2 separate regions of the Homo sapiens genome follow, and region 1 is linked to region 2. A link is a contact called in ENCODE Hi-C or POLR2A ChIA-PET data. All regions are on one chromosome and are shown on one strand. The core of a region is the stretch at or near the end of the contact, and the rest is flanking DNA. Distances in the headings are between cores, read along the strand shown. Region 1 has its middle 130 kb from the start of TNFRSF19. Region 2 overlaps TNFRSF19 (TNF receptor superfamily member 19).

Region 1 (5,615 bases), core at 1,101-3,600, 42 kb after region 2:
CCATATGGGGTAACTTCCTGACCTTGCAATGGCATTTGTAAACTCTCATGGCGCTGGCGTGAGTGTAGCAGTGAGGATGACCAGAGGTCACTCTTGTCGCCATCTTGGTTTTGGTGGGTTTTAGCTGGCTTCTTTACTGCAAGCTGTTTTTATCAGGAAGGTTCTTATGACCTGTATCTTGTACTGACCTCCTAGGTCATTCTGTGACTTAGAATGCCTTAACTGTCTGGGAATGCAGCCCAGTAGATCTCGGCCTCATTTTACCCAGCCCCTATTCAAGATGAAGTTGCTCTGGTTCAAACACCTCTGATATTTGCACAACAGACAAAGAATATAACATAGAGTGCAGACACCGGCCATCCATACATGAAAGTGTGACATGTGACAGGCAGCACCGCAGGTCAGTGGACCTTGGGACAGTTGGTTTCTATGTGAACATTTTAAATAAACTTGGAGTTCTAGCTCACACCATGCACAAAAATAAATTCCCTGTGAATTAAAGATCTAAATGTTCAAAGCAAAGCTTGAAACTTTTAGAATAAAATAGAGGAGAGTATCTTTTTTGGCCTTGGGTAGAGAAAGCTTTCTTTAATTTGACTTTAAAAATATAAACTGCTTATGAACAGTTTATAAGAAATGAACATATTTGACTACATTCAAATTTAATACTTGTCTATCAAAAGAGTCACCATGTATCAATTAATAAGTTAAGCCACAAACAGGGAGAAGATATTTACAAAGGACATAACCAAAAAAGGATTGGTATCATTATTGATGAGAAAAAGAAAAAAGAAGCTACTGAGATGGTGGATAGATTTAGTTGCCAAGAAAAGGTAGGGTAAAGGGTTGAGGGTTGAGGTGGGGAGTGGCTGAAATTGTAATGTTTTTATTTAAAAAAACCTCTAAAACAACTATGGAAAAATGTTACTATCTATTTCATCTCAGGTGTGATTTTATAGGTATCTGTTTCCCATATCTTTAATGTGTGTGTATATATATATATATATATACACATTTTGTTTTGTTTTGTTTTGTTTTTTTGAGACGGAGTCTTGCTCTGTCGCCCAGGCTGGAGTGCAGTGGCGCGATCTCGGCTCACTGCAAGCTCCGCCTCCCGGGTTCACGCCATTCTCCTGCCTCAGCCTCCCGAGTAGCTGGGACTACAGGCGCCCGCCACCATGCCCGGCTAATTTTTTGTATTTTTAATAGAGACGGGGTTTCACCGTGTTAGCCAGGATGGTCTCAATCTCCTGACCTCGTGATCCGCCTGCCTCGGCCTCCCAAAGTGCTGGGATTACAGGCGTGAGCCACCGCGCCCGGCCTTAATGTATATTAAGAGGACATAGGATGTGCCTAACAGGGAAGATGATGAAGGAATGGACATATGACATTGTGCAATTTGGCGGCCCACTTGGGAAGTTGCTGAGCCGGGGTCGGGAGACACTGGCTGGAGGGTAAGGAAAGGGCAGGCCCCTAGGAGGGGCCCCGCCGGCTGAGAACGCACCCCTGGGCCTCCATGCCTACAGGATCGCAGGCCAAGCCTTTTGGAAAGACATGCGCTAATGCTTGCAGGAAATAAAAGGGGTTTGGTGTTTTTGTTTGAGTTTTCATTTGATTGTTGTCGTGGCAGGACCACCTGGGGAGGCATCCAGGGAAAGTCAGCTGGGGACACTCCAGGCTTGGCTCCTGAGCCCCCTCCAGAAAGGCCTGGGCGGGAATTCCTGTGAGCCTTGCCCGCCGGGTCCCCAGCCGGCGGGCGCCCAGGGCCCTCTCCAGGTAGGGGTGTCGGCCTTGGAGCGCCGGCTCAGAGACAGCCAGCACCTCGCCGGCCACAGCCTTCGCCTCGGAAATGGCCCGGATTGCCTAAGGGGGGGCTTTTCCCGGAGACTCCGCGCTCCACACGCCGCGGGCACAAAGGGCCCTGCGGGGCTGCCAGGGTTCGGGAGGGCCCGGAGCCCCTGCGCGCGCGATTAGACTGGGCATTGGGTTTTTTTCTTTTCAGCAGGTGACCCCGGGGCATTCATCCGACACCAGCCATCTTGGCCTGAAGTGGGCAGAGGGAAAATTTCCTCCCTGCTGTGGCTTCTTCGAGGGCTGTCGGCCGATATTCCCGTGAAGTCCCTGCCAGCTGCTGGGCCGCGTCCGCGCCCCTCCCTGCCGCCAGCACCTTCTCCTGCAGAGGCCGCCCCGCCGCGCTGCTTCCTCATTCAAACCCAGAGCCCTCTGGCAAGGCCGCGCCCGCCCGCTCTCGAAGTGCATATCAGCAGCAGGTGCAGGCCTGTGCCCCCACGGGCGCCTGACCGGGGCCTCTGTGCTGCAGAGCGCAATTTAATCCGGATTCAGTCCAGGCCGAGTGCTGACAAACCTGCCTCCCCCGGGGGTTGGGGCGGCTCAGGCTGTGCGGCAGGAAGTGGCATAGGGCCTGTGCTCAGAGCACCTCTGGGCTCTTGCTCGGCCTGCCGTCACCCTCGGAACTCTTAATACTCTTTTGAACAGGAACCCCACATTTTCATTTCAAATGGGGCCCCACCCATCGCGTCATGGGCCCCTCTAGGGCGAGACGCCAGGCCTCCCCGCCAGCGGGCTGGAAGCATCAGGCCTGCCTGCTCGGAGGGAGAGCAGATCTTCATTTGAGTGGGAGATCGGGGGACTACCAGAGAAGGAGGGGCTGGCCGACAGAGTGGCTGGGGTGCACCATGCGCCTCCGCCCAGGGGCGGTGCGGGCTGAGACATTCTTTCCTTCCTACCTCTTGCTCTTCCCTCCCTCAGCCCAGCCTGCCCTTCTCATTTCACAGCGCTCATCGTGCTTACTGGGACGGGGTCTAAACTGATGCTGGACAGCCTGCCCACGGGAGCTCCCTCACACCCCTGCCCAAGGACGGAATTGGGCCCCAAGTCCTCTGGCTTCACTGAGTTTAAAGCATCTCAGTTCACCTTAACTTGAAAATGTGAATGAAACCTTCCTTGGGAACTTACCAGACATTACCTAATCAGAGGAACCAAATGCTTTTCTAAATACAGCAGAAGCACCCGGCAGAGGCATCGGGAAGGCTGGAGAGGCCCCCTGGACTGAAGACCCCACGGCATTGGTAATGCACTGGCCTTGAGGCCCAGGGAATCACAGGAAAGCCAGCCGGTCACTTGTGGTTGGGCTGGGTCCTTCCTGTGCTTTACACACAAAAGATTCCTGATGCCCAGCTCAGGAGGTGGGAGCTGGGAGCAGCAGTGAAAGAAGAAAGGCATGGAAATGGGAACCCTCCACGTTGAGTCATGGGAACACTGGAATCCTCCCTCTTTCTCAGAGCTACAATGCTGCAGAGCATTCTTCCTCAAAAATAAAAAGGCCAGAAGAGAATGGGGTGGATTTTCTGTTTTCATAGCATTGGGGTGGAAAATCCACCCAACTGTATGAGCGTCCGTGGGGGTGGGGGTAGGGTGAGGTGTTCTGGCTGCATAGAGCAAACCTGGGTTGGGACGGACCTGACGGCCACACCTCGCTTTTATTGCGCTTTGCAGATATTGCATGTTTTATAAATTGAAGGTTTGTGGCGACCCTGCATCAAGCAAGTCCATCAGCGCTGTTTTTCCAACAGTATAGGCTCACTTCATGTCTCTGTGTCACATTTTAGTAATTTTTACTATGTTTTAAACTTTTTCATTATTAACATTATATCTGTTTATTTGTTGGTTTGTTTGTTTTTTAGAGACAGAGTCTCAATCTGTGGCCCAGGCTGGAGTCCAGTGGTGTGATTATAGCTTACTGCAGCCTTGAACTCCTGGGCTCAAGCAATCCTCCTACATCAGCGTCCCAGGAGCTGAGACTACAGGTGTGTGCCACCATACCCAGCCAATTTTCCTATCTTTTTGTAGAGATGGGATCTTTCAAGTTTGTCCAGGCTGGAGTGCAATGGTGTAATCATGGCTCACAGTAGCCTCAAACTCCTAGCCTTGATATTATACCTGTTAAGGTGATCAGTAATCTTTGATGTTACTATTGTAACTATTTTGGAGCACCATGAACTAACCCCATATAAGATGGTGAACTTAAGCAATAAATGGTGATATATTAAGCAATAAATGGTGATTTATAAGCAATAAATGGTGATTTATCCTGATTGCTCCATGGACCAGCTATTACCTGTCTCTCTCCCTCTCCTCAGGCCTCCCTATTCCCTGAGACACAACAATATTGAAATTATGCCATTTAATAACCCTGTATTGGCCTTCTAAGTGTTTGAGTGAAAGGAAGAGTTACATGTCTCTCACTTTAAATAAAAAAACTAGAAATGATTAAACTTAGTGAGGAAGGCATGTCAAAAGCTGAAATAGGCCAAAAGCTTGACCTCTTGAGAAACAATTAGCCAAGTTGTGAATGCAAGGGAAAGTTCCTGAAGGAAATTAAAAGTGCTACTCCAGTAAACACACAAATGATAAGAAAGTGAAACAAGCTGATTGCTGATATGGAGAAAGTTTGAGTGGTCCGGATAGAAGATCAAACCAGCCACAGCAGTCCCTTAAGCCAAAGCCTAACCCAGAGCAAAGCTCTAATTCTTTTCAATTCTGTCAAGGCTCAGAGACATGAGAAAGCTGAAGAAGAAAATGTGAAGCTCACAGATGTTGGTTCATGGGATTTAAGGAAAGAGCCTGGCTCTGTTAACACAAAAGTACAAGGTGAGGCAGGGAAAAAGTACTGATGTCGAAGCTGCAGCAAGTTTTCCAGAAGATCTAGCTAAGAGCATTGATGCAGGTGGTTTCATGAAACAACAGATTTTCAATGTAGATAAAAACAGCCTTCTATTGGAAGAAGATGCCAGCTAGGACTTTTTTTTTTTTTTTTTTTTGAGATGCAGTCTCGCTCTGTCACTAGGCTGGAGTGCAGTGGCACGATCTTGGCTCACTGCACCCTCTGCCTCCCGGGTTCAAGCAATTCTCCTGCCTCAGCCTCCCAAATAGCTGGGACTACAGGTGTGCACCGCCATGCCTTGCTAATTTTTTTGTATTTTTAGTAGAGACGGGGTTTCACCATGTTGGCCAGGATGGTCTTGATCTCCTGACTCGTGATCTGCCCGCCTCGGCCTCCCAAAGTGCTGCGATTACAGGCGTGAGCCACCGTGCCCGGCCCCAGCTAGGACTTTCTTAGCTAGAGAGAAGTCAATGCCTGGCTTCAAAGATTCAAAGGACAGGCTGACTCTCTTGTTAGAGGCTTATGAAGCTGGTGACTTTAAGTTGAAACCAATACTCAATTACCGTTCTGAAAATCCTAGGGCCCTTAGGAATTATACCAAATCTGCTCTGCCTGTGTTCTAGAGATGGAAAAACAAAGCCTGAATGACAGCATATATTTTTGCATCATGGTTTACTGAATATGTTAAGCCCACTGCTAAGACCTATTGCTCAGAATGAAAGATTCCTTTCAAATTACTACTGCTCACTGACAATGCACCTGATCACCCAAGAGCTCTGATGGAGGTGTACAAGGAGATGAATGTTGTTTCCTGCCTGCTAACACGGCACCCATTCTGCAGCTCATGAATCAAGGAATAATTTTGACTTTCAAGTCTTATTACTTAAGAAATACATTTTGTAAGGCCATAGCTTCCATAGGCAGTGATTCC
Region 2 (5,247 bases), core at 445-2,944:
GGATGTGGTCAATGGTCTACATGGATTCTCTATTGATATATATCTGAGCCACCCTTGCTCTCTCATGCATGGCCTGATTAATTGCAAAAACTAAGTGCATGCAAACAAAACTGTTCTTTGCTCCAGCTGTTTCCATCTGCATTGTCATTAGCGACATAGCCCAAGGTGGAAGGTTATTAGACAACCAATGAACACATCATTGGCATAATCTCATCTTATTGATTGGACAAGTCCCCATTAAGTCATCTTTCTGGAATACTTGGGATTTTTCCTTTTATTTCATAGACATTCATTCATTCCGTCATTTAACACATATTTATCAGGCACCAGCTGTGTGCCAGGAACCCTTATAGATGTTAAAAATACAAGCAAAACTCCCTGTCCTTTCTGTGGGAGATGTAATTGGCTAGGATAAATACTAAGCTGCTGTAACAAAGAGACCCAGAAATATCGTGGCCTAAGTAAGATAGAAGTTTCTCTGTCTCGTATTTAGCAGTTCAGCCTGGGAAAGCAGCTCTGCGTCAGGATGTCTCAGAGCCCAGCTTCCTGCCCCCTGTGCTAAGCCAGCCTTAGACATCTGCTTCCCACAGAGGATCAAGGCTTGGCTGCTGCATTCACCTCCCAGCTCACAGTGAGGGGCAAGTCTAGGTCAAGCAATGGCTCCCTAAGTGAAGCTGACCCACACATAACCCACACCCCTTCTGCCCACTTTCGTCCCCACTGACTCTAACCTGGATATGGTCAGGCTCAGCTGCAGTGTGGCTTCTTGCTGGACCTAGCTTAACGACGAGCCTGGTGGGTGTGTTTGAGAAGCAGGGTGGGATCTCCAACTCCTACCTTGGGAGAGAATGACAGTGAACCAAACAAGTAAAGTATACAAAATGTCAGATGATCGTCAGTGCTGTGAAGGAAGAGAAAGCAGGGCAGTGGGTAGGAAGTGCTGGGGAGAAACTGCAATTGTAAATAGATTGGTGGGAAGCCTCACTGAGGTGGTGACATTGCGGAAGGACTCCAGCAGCTGAGGTGCAGTCCTTGCGGCAGTCTAGGGGAGCATTGTGGACAGAGGCACTGACAGGTGAGGAAGATCTGTGGGAGGGGCAGGGAGTGTGTTGAGGGATTTGCTTGTAGTTGGGGGCACGTGCTTTGGACATGGTGAGTTGAGATGCATCTTTATCCATGTGGAGGTGCCAAGTAGGCTGTGAGATGCATGACTCTGAAGTTCAAGAGAGCAGATCAGACTGGAAAGAAAATTTCAGAGTAGTGAAATCAAGTATCCTACTTCATCTTTCATGTAAATGCCATGCTCATTTCTGCAGGGAGAGCACAGCCAGGCCACAGTGGCCATGGGACTTTCTGGGCAGCAGATCTATTGGAGTGTGCCTGGCAGCTGGTTCTGCAGGAGCTCACCTGCCCTAATAGAATGTTCAGGCCCTTCTGCCTCAGTGGGTCTTGGTGTCTGCGTGAGGAGCTTGCCCAGGGAGGAAACTGAGATTAAGAGCTGTGAAAAAAAGTCTTGTTTGTGGCCAGGGTGGAAAGTGGCAAGAGCCAGGTTTTGGACAACAGTTCCCTTCCTCCCAAGCAGCCCCGCCTGAATGGGGCCCTTTGTTAGGAAAATTCTCCAGGAAGAAGGATGTTTTGTTGAGCAGGTTTTTAAACATTGCATAGTAGGAAGTTGGAGAGGTTAAGCAAGTAGGGAGTAGCAGTAGAAGGCAGAGGAGGGAGCCTGGCAAGCCCAGGCGGAGTCCAGCTGTGACTGCCTGTGCACATCCTTTCCCATTTCCCTCCCTACTTGGGCCCTTTCCAGATGCAGTCACCTCCACAGAATGCCCCCCGCCCCTGCCCCAGGACACCCAGACGTTGCTCAGCATGCTTACTGCCCCCACGTCTGATCACAGTGGCCCGTCATGCAGACACCAAGACCAATGGGAAGGCGGAGGACCCCGAACATCTCTGTGGGCAGGTGAACTCCTGCGGAACCAGCTGCCATGCACACTGGGGCAGCTCTGCAGTCTGGAAAGCCCTGTGACTGCTCTGTGGCCTGGCTGAGTTCTCCCCACAGAAATGAGCAGGGCCCTTACATAAACAAACATGAGCTGTACTTTGGTTATCATTACCCAACAGAATGTTTTGATCTCAGAAGCTACCTGCATCTGTGGAGCAGTGCGGTCTACTAGAGGGGCTCAGAAGGCCTGAATCCAGTTTTCAAGCTGCCTCTGCTTTGCTGTGTAACCTTGAGCATGTGACTCAAGGTCTTGATTTTCTTGGGTATCAAATGAAGCTCATCAATGAACGCTCACCACTTTACCTAGTGAGGAGGGTGAGGCACTGAAGGTGTGTTAGAAGCTGTGTCTACAGAAGCTAGTGTCCATGTTTTAGCCACCTCTGTGGCTTGCAAATAGGTTCCTCATTTGCAGCATCTGAGAAGTTGCTCTTGCCTTTGTCCAGTGTGACAAGTCTCTCCAATAGATGTGTTTCAAGGCTTTCCAGCTATGCTTGAAGCTCTTTAGGGGATGCAATGTGGGGAGAGGATATGGATTTCTGCACCTTGGTCTACTCCAAAGAAGTTCAGATGGGACTTTATAAAAACACTTGGCAGATTTTGCTGGAGACCTCCATTTCCTTTTCTTCTATTCAGATTTTCCTCAAACTTTTTTAATGCCTTGTAGGATGTCGTACTCGTAATAGACACTCAGGACATAATTGTTCAGTTGAGTTGAACTCCTAAGGAGATGCATAATATAAAAGTGAACCCATGTAATGTAGGTAAAATTTAAGCTGAAAGAAAACAATCCTTGCTCTGAAGTAAATTGCTAAAGGGTAGTGCTAACATTATGGTGGAATTTAATAACTTAATTGGTTAGAGTAAGAAATATTTTGTATTCCAGAAAAGTTAAAAACTTTCCAAGGCATGTGGACCTTCCTATTTCCACTTCTTCAGAAGTACTTTCGGAATCCTAATAAGATACGGGCAGAATTCCTGGCTGGCATTCAGTCTGCTTAGTGAACTAGAATGGGGCATTTAGTCAAGGCATGTGAGTGGAAAGAATCTTTCATCTCAGTATCATTGCCACAGGTTAGCAAAACAATACCTTTTCCTTTAGCGTAGATAAGTTCTTTTCTTAGGAATTATCAGCAATATCTCAATTAACAAAAACTTTATAGAGTGGAAGCCACTTTATATAGCTAGTATAAATCTGCCCCCCCCCCTTATTTTTGGTTTTGTTTTGTTTTTGTTTTTGTTTTTGTTTTTTGCTGCTCAAGTCATAAAGAATTATAAGAAAATAGTTTTTTTACTAGAAACTAAAAAGAATTAGTTTCTAGAGCTGTTCTAAAATCAAATGATATTCAGTTCAATCTCCTATTTATGTCTGCATTGCTATATGTGACAAAGCTAAAAATGATGAACTAAAAATGACGAACCCATTTCCTAGAAAAAAAGAATGTTTGCTCTGAGTGTTACCATAAACTCATACATATAAACAAGAATCAAGAAGGCAGTTTCCAGAGCCCTACTTCCCATGAGCACTCTCTGAGGGTGTTTGGATCAATAAGATGCCTGTTGTTATATAGGTGTCAAAAATCAAGAAGTAAAACTTGTATATTTTTCTTGTTCATCTTTAGATGTCACTGCCTGGGGAAATGTGTGGAGAAGGGGCATATTGGATGTACTTTTCCTTTAAAATTGATATTACTGTGGCAACTATATATCATTGACATTACAGTATTGTGCCCTATAGTATTAGATATGTGTTAACAAGACACGTTTAGAGAACATAAATCCTGAGTTACAAACCACCAAATTAAGAAGAAAATCTCCACTTTTGGGACATTTTAACCTATCTGTAAGTTAGAGACAGTTCCTTTTATATTAAGGAAAATAAGTTGACGAATGTATTATAGAAGGATTTTAAACAATAAGAACTTAAAGGACTCTAATTATGATACTACTTTAACCCAAAATCCCTATTCTTACCAGGATTTTTCTGAATATCCAGTTTTGTGTCAATTGATGAGCTTAATGGTTACAACAGTTGAGAACTTTGAAGTCCTCCACTCAAATCATGTATTAAGCTTCATTTTTACGACAGCTATTGCCAAAACCCCATATTGTGTAGGGCTGGGTTATTTGAGCAAAAATTTAAGCTAAGGAGACTCTTCTCCCTCTGAAGTGAACGCCTTCCTCACCAATGTAAATGACAGCTTCCCACAGCTTCACCATTTGGTCCAGATGGATAATGCTTTCATTTCCAAGTCACTTCCCCTTCTCTGTGGCTGCTATTTCAACTTGCGTGGGATGCAAGTTCCTCTCCAGTTATGCATTTTCAGTGTTTGCACAGCTGTGCTTGTGCTCATATGGCCTTTTGTGACTCTGTCCAGTGATAGAGGCTGTTTCAGATTAGATTTAATCTCTATCAGGTCAGGGTTGTAATTTTTTTTAGCTTGCTGTATAATGAACATTTAGTGTGTGCCGTTTGCTTATTATAGTGTTCTATAGAGTTAGAAGTGATGAAATATATTTTGTGAATATTAAACATGTTTACAAATAAATGTCCTTTAAAATGTATGATTGGATTATGAGCCTTATTCATCTAAGCCCAAAACATATGGTGTGTGTGCCTTCCCAGATGGCAATAAGAGACTTTTATATGTGTGGCCTAGAATCACTGAGACTGGAAATACCAAGACTCATGCTCCAAGATGATAGTTCCTGCTATCCTGTTTTTATGATTCAGTAATATTAACCCAAGTGTTTCTCTCTGGGGCTGTAGTCTCAGGTGTCATACGATCTTATTGGGAGTGAGGGGTGTGTAGCCAGGGAGAAGGAGAAAGGCACCAGATGACAAATTGGCTTGTGTTTAGGTGCCATCTTGTACAAATATAGACACAGACCTTCAATCTCTAGAGTTGCAGTGTCCATTATGATAGCCATTAGCCACATGTGGCTACTGAGCATTTGAAGTGTGGCTAGTCTGAATTCAGATGAGCTGTGTCTTTAAAACCACACCGGATTTTAAAATTTTAATACAAAATAGAGAACGCAAAATATGTCATAAATAATTTTTATATTGAATACATATTGAAATGCAATATTTAAGATATATTGGCTAAGTAAAATAGACTAAAGTTAATTTTACCTGTTTCTTCTTCTTCTTCTTCTTCTTTTTTTCTTGAGACAGAGTCTCGCTCTGTCGTCCAGGCTGGAGCGCAGTGGTGCGATCACAGCTCACTGCAGCTTCATAGGCTCAA

Evidence for each region. Hi-C counts contacts between places; a loop is a spot of excess contacts on that map. ChIA-PET counts read pairs that join two places held with the same protein, here RNA polymerase II (POLR2A).
Region 1: a map of heart left ventricle shows a loop between it and region 2 (1.9-fold over the local background). The contact joins two enhancer-like sites. A Hi-C loop is called at or near these places in 3 of 168 maps with a recorded cell type or tissue (cardiac septum, heart left ventricle and vagina). POLR2A ChIA-PET finds 5 or more read pairs at or near these places in 3 of 52 experiments (HepG2, PC-9 and activated naive CD4-positive, alpha-beta T cell).

The regions. Positions count from the first base shown.
Region 1 is chr13:23,693,626-23,699,240 of GRCh38, forward strand. No RefSeq gene overlaps it. Among named protein-coding and RNA genes, the nearest start is that of TNFRSF19, 130 kb to the left of the region's middle. RefSeq lists an enhancer at 2,119-2,692. Within about 2 kb of position 2,351, at least 6 of the 41 ENCODE cell types and tissues checked have a DNase peak (open chromatin) inside an H3K27ac peak, as active enhancers do.
Region 2 is chr13:23,652,542-23,657,788 of GRCh38, forward strand. All of the region lies in intron 5 of TNFRSF19 (TNF receptor superfamily member 19), which reads left to right. Among named protein-coding and RNA genes, the nearest start is that of TNFRSF19, 85 kb to the left of the region's middle. RefSeq lists enhancers at 1,373-1,874, 2,115-2,254. Within about 2 kb of position 1,695, at least 5 of the 41 ENCODE cell types and tissues checked have a DNase peak (open chromatin) inside an H3K27ac peak, as active enhancers do.